Regions from separate parts of the Homo sapiens genome. Here region 2 is linked to region 1. The links are chromatin loops, found by intact Hi-C in ENCODE. Cell type or tissue: PC-3. All regions are shown on one strand. Links, peaks and the distances in the headings refer to the core of each region. The heading gives the core; the rest is flanking DNA.

Region 1 (5,383 bases), core at 293-5,292:
ACAGCGAGACCCCCGTTTCTATCTATTAATATTTACAAAAAAAAAAATTTATTTTATGGGAACATTTTAAGGTACCAGAATAGGAGATGAATACGGGAAAATAATCTCTTGGGCTAGAGTAGGATTTAGCGCAAGGGTTCTCAATTCTTGGCTTCCCATTAGAGCTTTAAAAAAATTACAAAGCCCAGGTCCAATCCCAGACAAATTAAATGAAATCACAGGAGTTAGGCCCAGCTAAAAGCTCCTCACAAAACTGTATTTTGCATCTAGGGTTGAGAACCATTAATAGAGTATTTTTGGTAGAGAAGGAAAACATGGCAAACTCTAATAACCACTGAATGAAAAAAAAAATTACCAGTTTTATCTTGTCTCACTTCCAAATTAACTCTATTGAGATGTCATAAAAGCGCACAAAAGGAATCAAAGAAATCTTCATATGATCTATAATAATGAAATAATAGAAGAAAAAGGCTGGGTGTGGTGGCTCATGCCTGTAATCCCAGCACTTTGAAAGGCTGAGGCAGGAGGATCACTTGAGGCCAGGAGTTCAAGACCAGCCTGGGCAAACTAAGGAGACCCTATCTCTACAGAAAATTAAAAAAAAAAAAAAAATTAGGCATGTTATCTTGAGCCTGTAGTTCCAGCTACTTGGGAGGCTGAAGTGGGAGGATCACTTGAGCCCAGGAGTCCAAGGCAAAAAAAAAAAAAAAAAAGGAAAGGTCTCTTCATTATATTAAGGCTACAAATAAAATATGTAACCAGGATAAACATAGCAAGACACAAAGGGTTACAATGATCAACAAAATTTCTCTTAGGTATTTAAATTTGCCTGTCCCCAAAAGAGTTATTTAGGGTTTTTGATTGACTAAATCTATAAAACAAAATGCTTCTCAGGGACTAGGCAGATGAGTGAAGTAATTCACTTAGGAATAGGACAATTCAATTTAGGAAAAGTGAACTATGTGTCATGACAAACAGAAATTATCTTGGAAGCAGTCTGTCCTGACCCTAGTCAAATCCATTCAGCTTGGCCCAAGGATCACTTCGGGAAGTGTATCCATTAGACAAAACTCTATGAAATCTCTAACTAAATTTTACCTAAATAGTTTTTAAATGTAAGTGCTCTACAGTAGTTCAAAGAACAGCTAGAGGAAGCTACAGATTTTCAGTGCCTTTCACTACAGAAAATAATGTTTCTCAGATAAATAACTTTATCATAGGAACAAAGCATCAGGGAGTCTATAGACAGATTATACTGATTCAAAGTATGAAGAGAAAATTAAATGGCTAGCTAGAATAAAGACTGTAGTGGTGAGGTATATAAGAGATGCATTTGTTTATAATAAAGCTAAATTTTAAAAGTTCAGTCTGCAATTACATGCGAAACTGAATACAAAGGACCTTTCTGGCGTATTAGATAGAATGCACAGATTTTTTTTTTTTTAAACCACAGATTTTTGAACCAGGAGGCGATGTCACAGGGCAAGTAAAGCGCCTTTAGTTCCTGACAATATGCTACCTAAAACAATGTCCATGACTTCAGTACTCCATTTCCTAAAGTTCTGGAGATAAAGGTCTTGAATGGGAAAGAAAGAGGTAATTAATTAGAAATTTTAGCCAAACTCCAGTAACTTAAAAACAAAGCAAAACTGAGCAAAGCAAAACAGACTAGCCATAATTAGGAGGACATATGCAAGTGCAGTTGCATTATCTTTAAGGCAAAAATCAACATAGGAAATAGGCTTGGTAATGGAATTAAAAATTTTGTACAGCAACATCATTTTTAACATTCAATGAACATGGCTACAGGCTAAATGTACGTCTGGTATGGAATAGACACTGAGCAATAAAACCAATAACTATTAAGAAAATTACTGATTTTACACCTCCCTGTAAGAACGATGCTTTTGACTATTTGCTGAACACTTATTATATAGTAAGCAACAGGAGGGATTAAAAGAAAGTCATTTCCAGATCTCATGAAGTTTACAATCTAAGCAAGAAGATTAAGATGTATACCTCTACTAAAGATGAGGATCCCAACTATACATCTCCATCAATCTTTATAACTCAAATAAATTATAACTGAAGTTTAGTAAAAGTCTTTAAGATGTCAGATAATTGGGCAGGGGTGTACATGGCTTTTTAAAATTCCACTTAATACTACTTAAATGAAGGACTGATGTGCCATGGGAAAATAAATTTCTATATTGGCTTCTTGGGGGCAGGCAGAGAAGTTAGAACAAGGTCAGGGGAAATCAGAGGACCTGGAGGGAACTCTTGCCCTCCACCCTCACTCCTGTCACTTTCTAACCTTTTTTATGGTGAAGCATCACACCCAGAAAAGCACAAAAATGAATTATTACATATTTAATACCACTCAAGTCAAGAAACAAACCAACCCCAGAAATCTTCCTTTGTGTCCCTCTCAATCACTACTTTCTCTCTCTCTCTCATTCTCCTGAAGGGAACCGCTATCCTGACTTTTATGACACGTTTTCCACCCAAGCACGCATCCTTAAATACTAGTTTGCCTGTTTCCTAAATTTTATATGCATTGAGTTATGTAGTTATTTTTTTGTGTCTGGCTTCTTTGACTCAATATGATTTGTGAGAATTATCCATGCTGTTTTATGTAGCTACAGCAGTTCACTTGTTTTCACTGTATGAATACAGTAAAATTTATCCATTCTACGGTTGACATTTGGGTTGTTTCCAATTTTTTGGTTATTACAAATGCTGCTGCTCTAGGCACTCTTGCACATGACTTGATGCACATGTGACTGTATTTGCTGGATATATAACTAGGAGTGACACTGCTGGGTCCAAGGGTATTTATACTGTCACCTTTAGTAGGTAAAATGTCAAACTGCCTTCCAAAGTGACTGTGCTAACGCATGCTCTCCAGTAACGCAAGAGGGCTCTTTGCTGTTGCTGTGCATCCTCATCAGCACTGGGAATGGTCAAGGTTTTTAATTTTAGCTATTCTGGTGGTGGGCATGTAGTGCTTTTTCATTACTGTCTTCACTTTTACTTTTCTGCTTTCTAATGAGTTGAGTGCCATAGTTCCTGGCAGGCCTGATCAACTCTTCCTCTTACTTCCATGTGTTTCGAGTTGCCCAGATAGGTGGAACATTATTATAATCTGAAGTAATAATTACCCAGTCTTTTGGTCAAATACCCTAGGGCACCCTGCAGCGAGAAACTTTCAATTACAAACTGATTTCTCCATTTTTAAGTTCTGATTTTTTGGGGCATGAGTCACATGGCCCATCTAACCCTCTGTTGAGTCTCACTTAATGCTTCTCCTTCTCCTAGCTCCTATTATAATCAAGGACAGTCAAATCATTTCTGACATATTCAAAGCATGTAATCGTAAGAGTAACCCTTCACCCACGTACCCCACCAATGATGCTGGCTACACCTACAACTTCTCCTGCTCTCCTATCTCTTTACAAATTCCTTGTTTCTTATTATTTTGGGAGTGGGCAGCTACAATCTTTTAAAAACTTCTGATTACTGTCTCCTTCAATCAGTCTGAAACACTCCTGACAAAATCTTAACACTAAATTTATACTTTCTTTTTCTCAAAACCTTCTCCCCAGTTGTTCCACATTGTTAATCATCCAGGACTTCCATCTCCTTAGCACCTACACCTCTCTGTTTCTCTGTTCATCTTTCTGGCTATTATTTCTTTGATTCTTGATAAATTCATCCTGTTTTCCATGTCATCCTTTCAATCTGTAATAATTTTATATTCCATAATCAAGTACTGGTCGGCCGTCTTTGTAATGGCTTCTTCATTATGTTCTTCTTTGAGGAAGTGAATTTTGCAGTCTATGCTAATCTGTCCTTATCCTATTGGCATCCACTGCTCAGAGCAGGCACTGAAGAAATGTTGTCAAGGATAATTTAGTACAACATAGCTGGCAGAGTTAAGAAAGACCATTTAGGTTGGGTGCAGTGGCTCATGCCTATAATCCCAGCACTTTGGGAGGCCAACACTGGAGGATCACTTGAGGTCAGGAGTTCAAGACCAGCCAGGGCAACATGGTGAAACCCCATCTCTACTAAAAATACAAAAATTAGCCAGGTGTGGTGGTGGGTGCCTGTAATCCCAGCTACTCGGGAGGCAGAGGCAGGAGAATCACTTGAACCCGGGAGGCGGAGGATGCAGTCAGCAGAGACTGCACCTCTGCACTCCAGCCTGGGTGACAGTGAGACTCTGTCTCAAAAAAAAAAAGAAAAAAAGCATTTAAAAAAGAAGTATTCTACCACTCTTTAGACTGTGCTTCATGAACAAAAAATAAAAAAGCTTATGTTGGCTGGGTGCAGTGGCTCATGCCTATAATCCCAGCACTTTGGAAGGCCGAAGTGGATGGATCACTTGAGATCAGGAGTTTGAGACCAGCCTGGCCAACACTGTGAAACCCCATCTCTACTAAAAATACAAAAATTAGCCAGGCATGGTGGCGAGCGCCTGTAATCCCAGCTACCCCAGGGGCTGAGGCTGGAGAATTGCCTGAACCCAGGTGACAGAGGTTGCAGTGAGCTGAGATCACGTCATTGCACTCCAGCCTGAATGACAGAGCAAGACTCCGTCTCAAAAAAAAAAAAAAAAAAAAAAAAAAAGAGCTGTATTACCAGGTAACTTCTTTCCACTGTACGGACTGGCACAACCATTTCTTGTTTTTGTTTGTTTTTGAGGTAAACTTAGACATAATAATATAGGTAGATTTCTTTAGGTTTCTGTGATGCAATGTACAGCAGATTTATAATTTGGTTTAAGAACATCACTTGCATATGTGCTACATAATACAGGACTTTTAAAAAGAGTTTCAGGAGTATAAACTGATTTGGCTTAAAATGTTGACAGAAGATAAGCTGCTATGTAATAATTTAATCTAAAAATCAGATTTTGCACCAGGTTTTATGTGGTTCCTTGCACTAGTAATAACTACTGGTATGGAATTTTATATCATACAAGGATCCATGTCATAAATTTAAGAAAAGACTCATTATATTTAAATGAGTCGACTTACCGTCTTTATCATGCCCACTTTGGCACTGCCAGGGACAATGAAACCCATGTGACTGGGTCTGTGCCCGGTGAAAACTGGGCAAATACAACTAGGTTGACAGCGTGCTATAATAACTGGAGAAACTAAGATACACAATAAGTGATCTCTTTTCAATTTAACATCCATGGTCCTCCAATCAATATTTGATCTACCTTTTAATTAGATCTCTAGCATTTCCTCTCTCTTAGGTGGCGACCTTACCCTGTTCTATAGGTCGTGATCTCTGTGCCTGTTATTATATGTTCCCCTAACCTGAAATGACGACTTCTCCACCAATCCACATTCACTAAGTCAAACCCACC
Region 2 (5,383 bases), core at 129-5,128, 62 kb after region 1:
TATAACTAAATCTCAATAGACTTTTCTAAGATTTCCCCTCAGGCTCAGGGAGAAGTGAAATAGGATTCTGACTTATAAACCCAGATAAATGAAGTTTTATGTTACTGAATACCTGCACCAATAGCCTCAAACTTCATTATGCATAAAACCAAACGTAAGGAAAAGAGAAAAAATAAATTCAAACAAAATAAACCAGAAGAAAGGGAGATGTAACATCAATTTCAACACTAATTAGAGAGGGAAAAAGAAGAATTTAGCGTCTCTTTGGGGAAGGTGGAAACATGAATTCAGTTTATTTTTATTTATTTATTTATTTATTTTTTAAGACAGGGTCTCACTCTGTCACCCAGGCTGGAGTGCAGTGGTGTGATCTTGGCTTACTGCAACCTCTGCCTCCTGGGTTCAAGCAATTCTCCAGCCTCAGCCTCCCAAGTAGCTGGGACCACAGGTGTGTGCCACCACACCTGGCTAATTTTTGTATCCTTTGTAGAGACAAGGTTTCAACATGTTGCCCAGGCTGGTCTAGAACTCCTGAGCTCAAAGCAATCTGCCTGCCTTGGCCTCCCGAGGTGCTGGGATTACAGGCGTGAGTCACCAAGTCTGGCCTTATTTTTTATTTTTTTAAGTAGAGGCAGGTCTCACTCTCTTGCCCAGGACGGTTTGAAACTCCTGAGCTCAAGTGACCCTCCCACCTTGGCTTCCGAAAGTGCTAGGATTACAGGTGTGAGCCACCACACCTGGCCTTGGTTTAAAGTAACCACTGAACTGCCTTTGAATCTAGTAAAAAGGGAGCTAATATTTATAATTAATATTCCATAGCAGAGAACTGTCTTTCTGTTCTCCTGTACCTGAGTACCATAATCACCCTGGGTGTGTCCCCTGGCTTTCAAAATGCCACATTGAATCTGAACCGTGCTCATTTTAACTACCGAGAGAAAGGAGATAATCACAAGTTTGGGGAGAGAGTGATTTTTATAAGTGGCTGAATGTCTGGTGACAGAAAAAGGGAAGTAAGGCATTATGTAAAACTTAAAACAAAATCTAGTCTTGTTCATCACACTGGTGTGAGATAAGGTGGTGGTGGTGCATGTGCACAAGTAAGAGCAGATTCTGACCTGCACTACTTACCAGCTTCTGATGAACTCAGCAGCCGAATCTATTAAAGGGAGAGGAAATTCACTAGCACTGCCCTGACAGAATCTCAAGGTTGCTCTATAAGCAACTAAATACAACTATAAGCAAAGTTGTATTTGCAGTGTTGTTCTCCAACAGCCACTTTCTAATGTACAGGATCAGGATATATCTCAAGGAGTCAGAAGAAAGGCCAAACCACAGCCATAAGATCGCACTGAGGACTACAGGGACACCATGGGTCTAGAGTTATTCTCACAATCACAGAATTAAGACCTCAAGTTAAAGTGCTTGAACATGGCAGGGAGCCCAAGAAGGGTGGAATACCAAAACTGCTATTTCTTGTCCAATCTAATGACTGAGAATAGTGGTATCATTAACAGAATGGCAAGGATTTACTTTAACTTACTTGCCCCCGCCACACCCCAGAAAGTGCTAGTCTATCTAACAAGTATTATTTTAGAATTGCTGTATTATTTTAGTCATCTGCATATTTTCGATGGACTTATAAATTAATCTATATATTTAACATAAGCCAAATTGACAATTTTCATAACTACTACTGATTGTTCCATTTCTCAAAAATCACAATTAAATCCAAAAGGTTACAAAAGGAAAGGTTAGATTTCTCACAGATGCTTTAAATTACTGCTCTTTTACCATAGCTCATTATACCTAATGTGTAAGAAAATAGTAAGGACAAAAATGCCTTAAAAATTTGTGCATAAATTACTTTTTATCACTTTAGTGTAATAACACTAATGATCAATGAGCAAGCTACAGGTGATTTGTGTAACACTCAATTTTGGTTTTTTTTTTGGCCATCTTTCAAGGCCCAGGATGTAATACAAACTTGATTACTATGTAAATATCCATCTCTACAAAAAATTTAAAAATTAGCTGGGCATGGTGGCACATGTCTATATTCTTAGACATGCTCATGGAGGCTGAGATGGGAGGATTGCGTGAGCCCAGGAATTTAAGGCTGCAGTGAGCTATAATCAACGCCCCTGCATTCCAGCCTGAGCAACAGAGATCCTCCCTCTAAAACCAGAGGAAGAAAACAAAAAACAAAAGAAAACAATAATAATAAAAAGTAAAACTAAACCTAAACTTTACCTGATACTCTCTTTCCCTCTAACAAAGTTATTAGAGATGGGCTCAACTCTAACAAGCATCTAAATCAGTACTCTAAAGGTAAAAAATAATTTCAGGTAATCAATACCAACTTCTACAAAGTTGTAGCCAACTGGCAACACAATTTCTGAAGACATTCTATTGTTTAAGTAGATACGAATAGATTAATGAGCCACCACAGAGGCAAGTGAAACAGGATGATCTATCTATACTAGCAATGGCCTAAGGTTACCAAGATATAGCAAATACAGGTAAAATGTAGACATGTTGAGAAGATTTCCTTTGAATTTTACTTAGAAAATCCAAACAGCTCTAAAAAACAGATCAATATATACTCTGTACGAAGTGATTTTTGCACGTGGCATCTGAAAATATGTCCAAGAAAATTTCTAGCTTCTATCAGGCATGCTAGTTAGCTATGAGGAAGCTTGACTAGTGCACAATACATGTAGTCTTTACCTTTTGGGACCAGGAAAATCCTATTTATCCGAGACTCCTAAAAACCACTCTGGGTTACAGGTTCTGGATCTTCTCACACATACCCTCCCCCTACAATTCTCATGTCCTCAGGCCTTACCACTTCTTTGTGACAGCTGCTGCTTTATAAAGACATAATTCTAGCGTGAAGTATTTCTACTGGAAAATCTGGGATTGACAGGATGTTGACAAGGACTCAGTAAAAATAACCATTCCTAACAGAGTGTGTAGATACAAACAGGCAGTCACTGGTCAGAAGTTTTCCTCAGCTGAGTCACCCGGCCATGGAAAACCCCAAGTTTGCACCTGAGAGGCTCTGAAATACTACCCTCTGGAGTGCAAATATAAAACACATTAGGCTTGGAGAAACTGTTCTAAAGCAACTTGTTGGACCAGCTAGATTTAGAAATATAATGGATGGTTGGTAAAAGGTAACTCTAGGGGCTGCCAAGGGAACTCAGTTCCAAAAACCCTTCCCATAAAATTAGGCTTTCCAGAGACACACATCTTAGATGTTCCAGAGGTTTATGAGTCCTCTCTGTTGCCCCTTTCAAATCTAAATACTTCCTCAAAGTCTCTAGAGCCATCTGTTAAGGCCAAAGTAAATCTCAACATGTCTACACCACAGAAGTTTATGCCGCATTGTAAGGAAGTCTAAAAGGCCAAATGAATGCACAGCTACTTGGGAGGCTGAGGTGGGAGGACTGCTTGAGCCCAAGAGTTCAAGACCAGCCTGGACAACATAGTGAGACCAGCCTTTAAAAAAAAAAAAAAAAAAAAACAAAAGCCAAATGCTGCTATTCTGGATTTCATACTGTGAAAAAGAATGAAAGAATGTTAGGTTTTTTGACAGTGGACGTTAGGGTTTTTCAAACACTTTCCCTTTTTAAATGTGAGTAACATCCTATATTAGTTTCCTACTGCTGCTGTAGAAATTACCACAAATACTGACTTTACACAAGCTTATTCTCATAGTTGCGGAGGTCATGAATCTGACATCGGTTTTATAGGGCTGGTTCCCTGTGAGGGCTCTGAGGGAAGAATGTGTCCTTGCCTTTTTCATCTTCTAGAGGACCACCTGCATTCCTTGGCTCACATTCCCTTCATCGATCACTACAACCTCTTGTTTCCATCGTCAAATCTGCTACCACTCACTCTGGTGTGCCCACCTCTTCCAAGGACCTGTGTGATTATATTGGGCCAACACAGATAATCCAGGATAATCTCATCTCAAAAATATTAATTTGATGCCATCTGCAAAGTCTCCTTTCCTATATTCATAGGTTCTAGAGATTAGGACATGGACATGTTTTAGGGGTCATTATTCAGCCTACCACACAATTACCAGATTTAAAATTCTATGAAGTATACTTACCTACAGTATCTCGTTTAGATACTTACCAGGTGTTATCATTCCTAATGAATGAGAACGCGAGTCTAGAAACTTCATTGCTTAGCCACAGTGATATAGTCAAAAAACTAGAACTCAAACTAGAGCATATGGCCCTAGAGACCATGTAGCAGCAGCACATACCACTTCTCCTCCACCAGGCTGCCTGTAAATCACTGGCCTTTGGCCTCTCATTTTCTCATACAGTTTTTTTTTAAAATCATACTCATAGTCCAAACTGCAATCTACCAAAAAAAGTAGCCCACATCAGAGATTCCTCAAATGTTCTCAGGTCATGGCTCCCTTAAAATCTCAGTCATTTTTTTTTTTGTGGCATACCTGAGGCCAAAAGAAATGCCTAATAGCTCTGTTCAGTCGAAGCAGTATTTGTGTCCTAATAGCTCAGGAGCTTCTGGGCACTCCACCACTTCTCAAATCTTAGAATCAGATGGGACACTGCCACTCTCGTTTCCTGTTTCACATTCTTTTTTGTTTTTTTGAGACAGGGTTTCACTCTGTCACCCAGGCAGGAGTGCAGTGGCGCAAACACGACTGACTGGAGCCTTGACCTCCCCGGGTCAGGTGATACTCCCAGCTCATCCTCCTGAGTAGCTGGGACTACAGGTGAGCGCTACCACACCTGGCTAATTTTTGCATTTTTTGTAGAGACAGGGTTTCACCACATTGCCTAGGCTGGACTTGAACTCCTGGGCTCAAGCGATCTGCCCGCCTCAGCCTCCCAAAGTGCTGGGATTACAGGCGTGAGCCACCGTACCTGGCCCGTTTCACACTGATTTTCAAACAGTACTGCTTTTATTTCACAGCAATGGCCAAAATCCCAGCTTTGCAAAGATATGGCATCATCAAAAGGAATTTAGTGATTTAATGCTGAATTGTGAACTACCTTAAGCTATTAGTTTGTATGATATCTAACAGATGTCATTGTGTTTCACTGAAGGTTAAAAATACTCTGTGATACCCACGAGTTTGAACCTGCAGGCCTGCGCTCCTCACATTACTGCTTGTACACTCCTGCTCTGACGAAAGTGTGCTCTCTGTTATGCAAAGTGCATAGCTGAAGCTCCATATAATGGGCTCAGACAAATAATTTAGGAAACTCCCAGTTTGTCATCGCACATAGTTACATGCCAATTTGACATTTTCTATTAAAGATATATATCTTTATTATATTTATATAATCATATATATTAATTTATATATACATATTTTACATATATGAAATATATG

Evidence for each region. Hi-C counts contacts between places; a loop is a spot of excess contacts. Peaks named below come from ENCODE experiments on the same cell type or tissue, not always from the same donor. Only the 100,000 strongest peaks of a DNase experiment are listed, where the experiment ranks them.
Region 2: it touches region 1 in a loop (2.5-fold over the local background); 8 of 110 quality-filtered maps call a loop at or near these places.

What each region holds. Positions count from the first base shown.
Region 1 is chr12:120,785,220-120,790,602 of GRCh38, forward strand. All of the region lies in intron 3 of SPPL3 (signal peptide peptidase like 3), which reads right to left. Among named protein-coding and RNA genes, the nearest start is that of ACADS, 62 kb to the left of the region's middle. In PC-3, for the core only: no CTCF peak of the experiment used is centred there; no DNase peak of the experiment used is centred there.
Region 2 is chr12:120,846,988-120,852,370 of GRCh38, forward strand. All of the region lies in intron 1 of SPPL3 (signal peptide peptidase like 3), which reads right to left. Among named protein-coding and RNA genes, the nearest start is that of SPPL3, 55 kb to the right of the region's middle. In PC-3, for the core only: no CTCF peak of the experiment used is centred there; a DNase peak (open chromatin) is centred at 3,004; H3K4me3 peaks cover 292 bases; H3K27ac peaks cover 1,898 bases.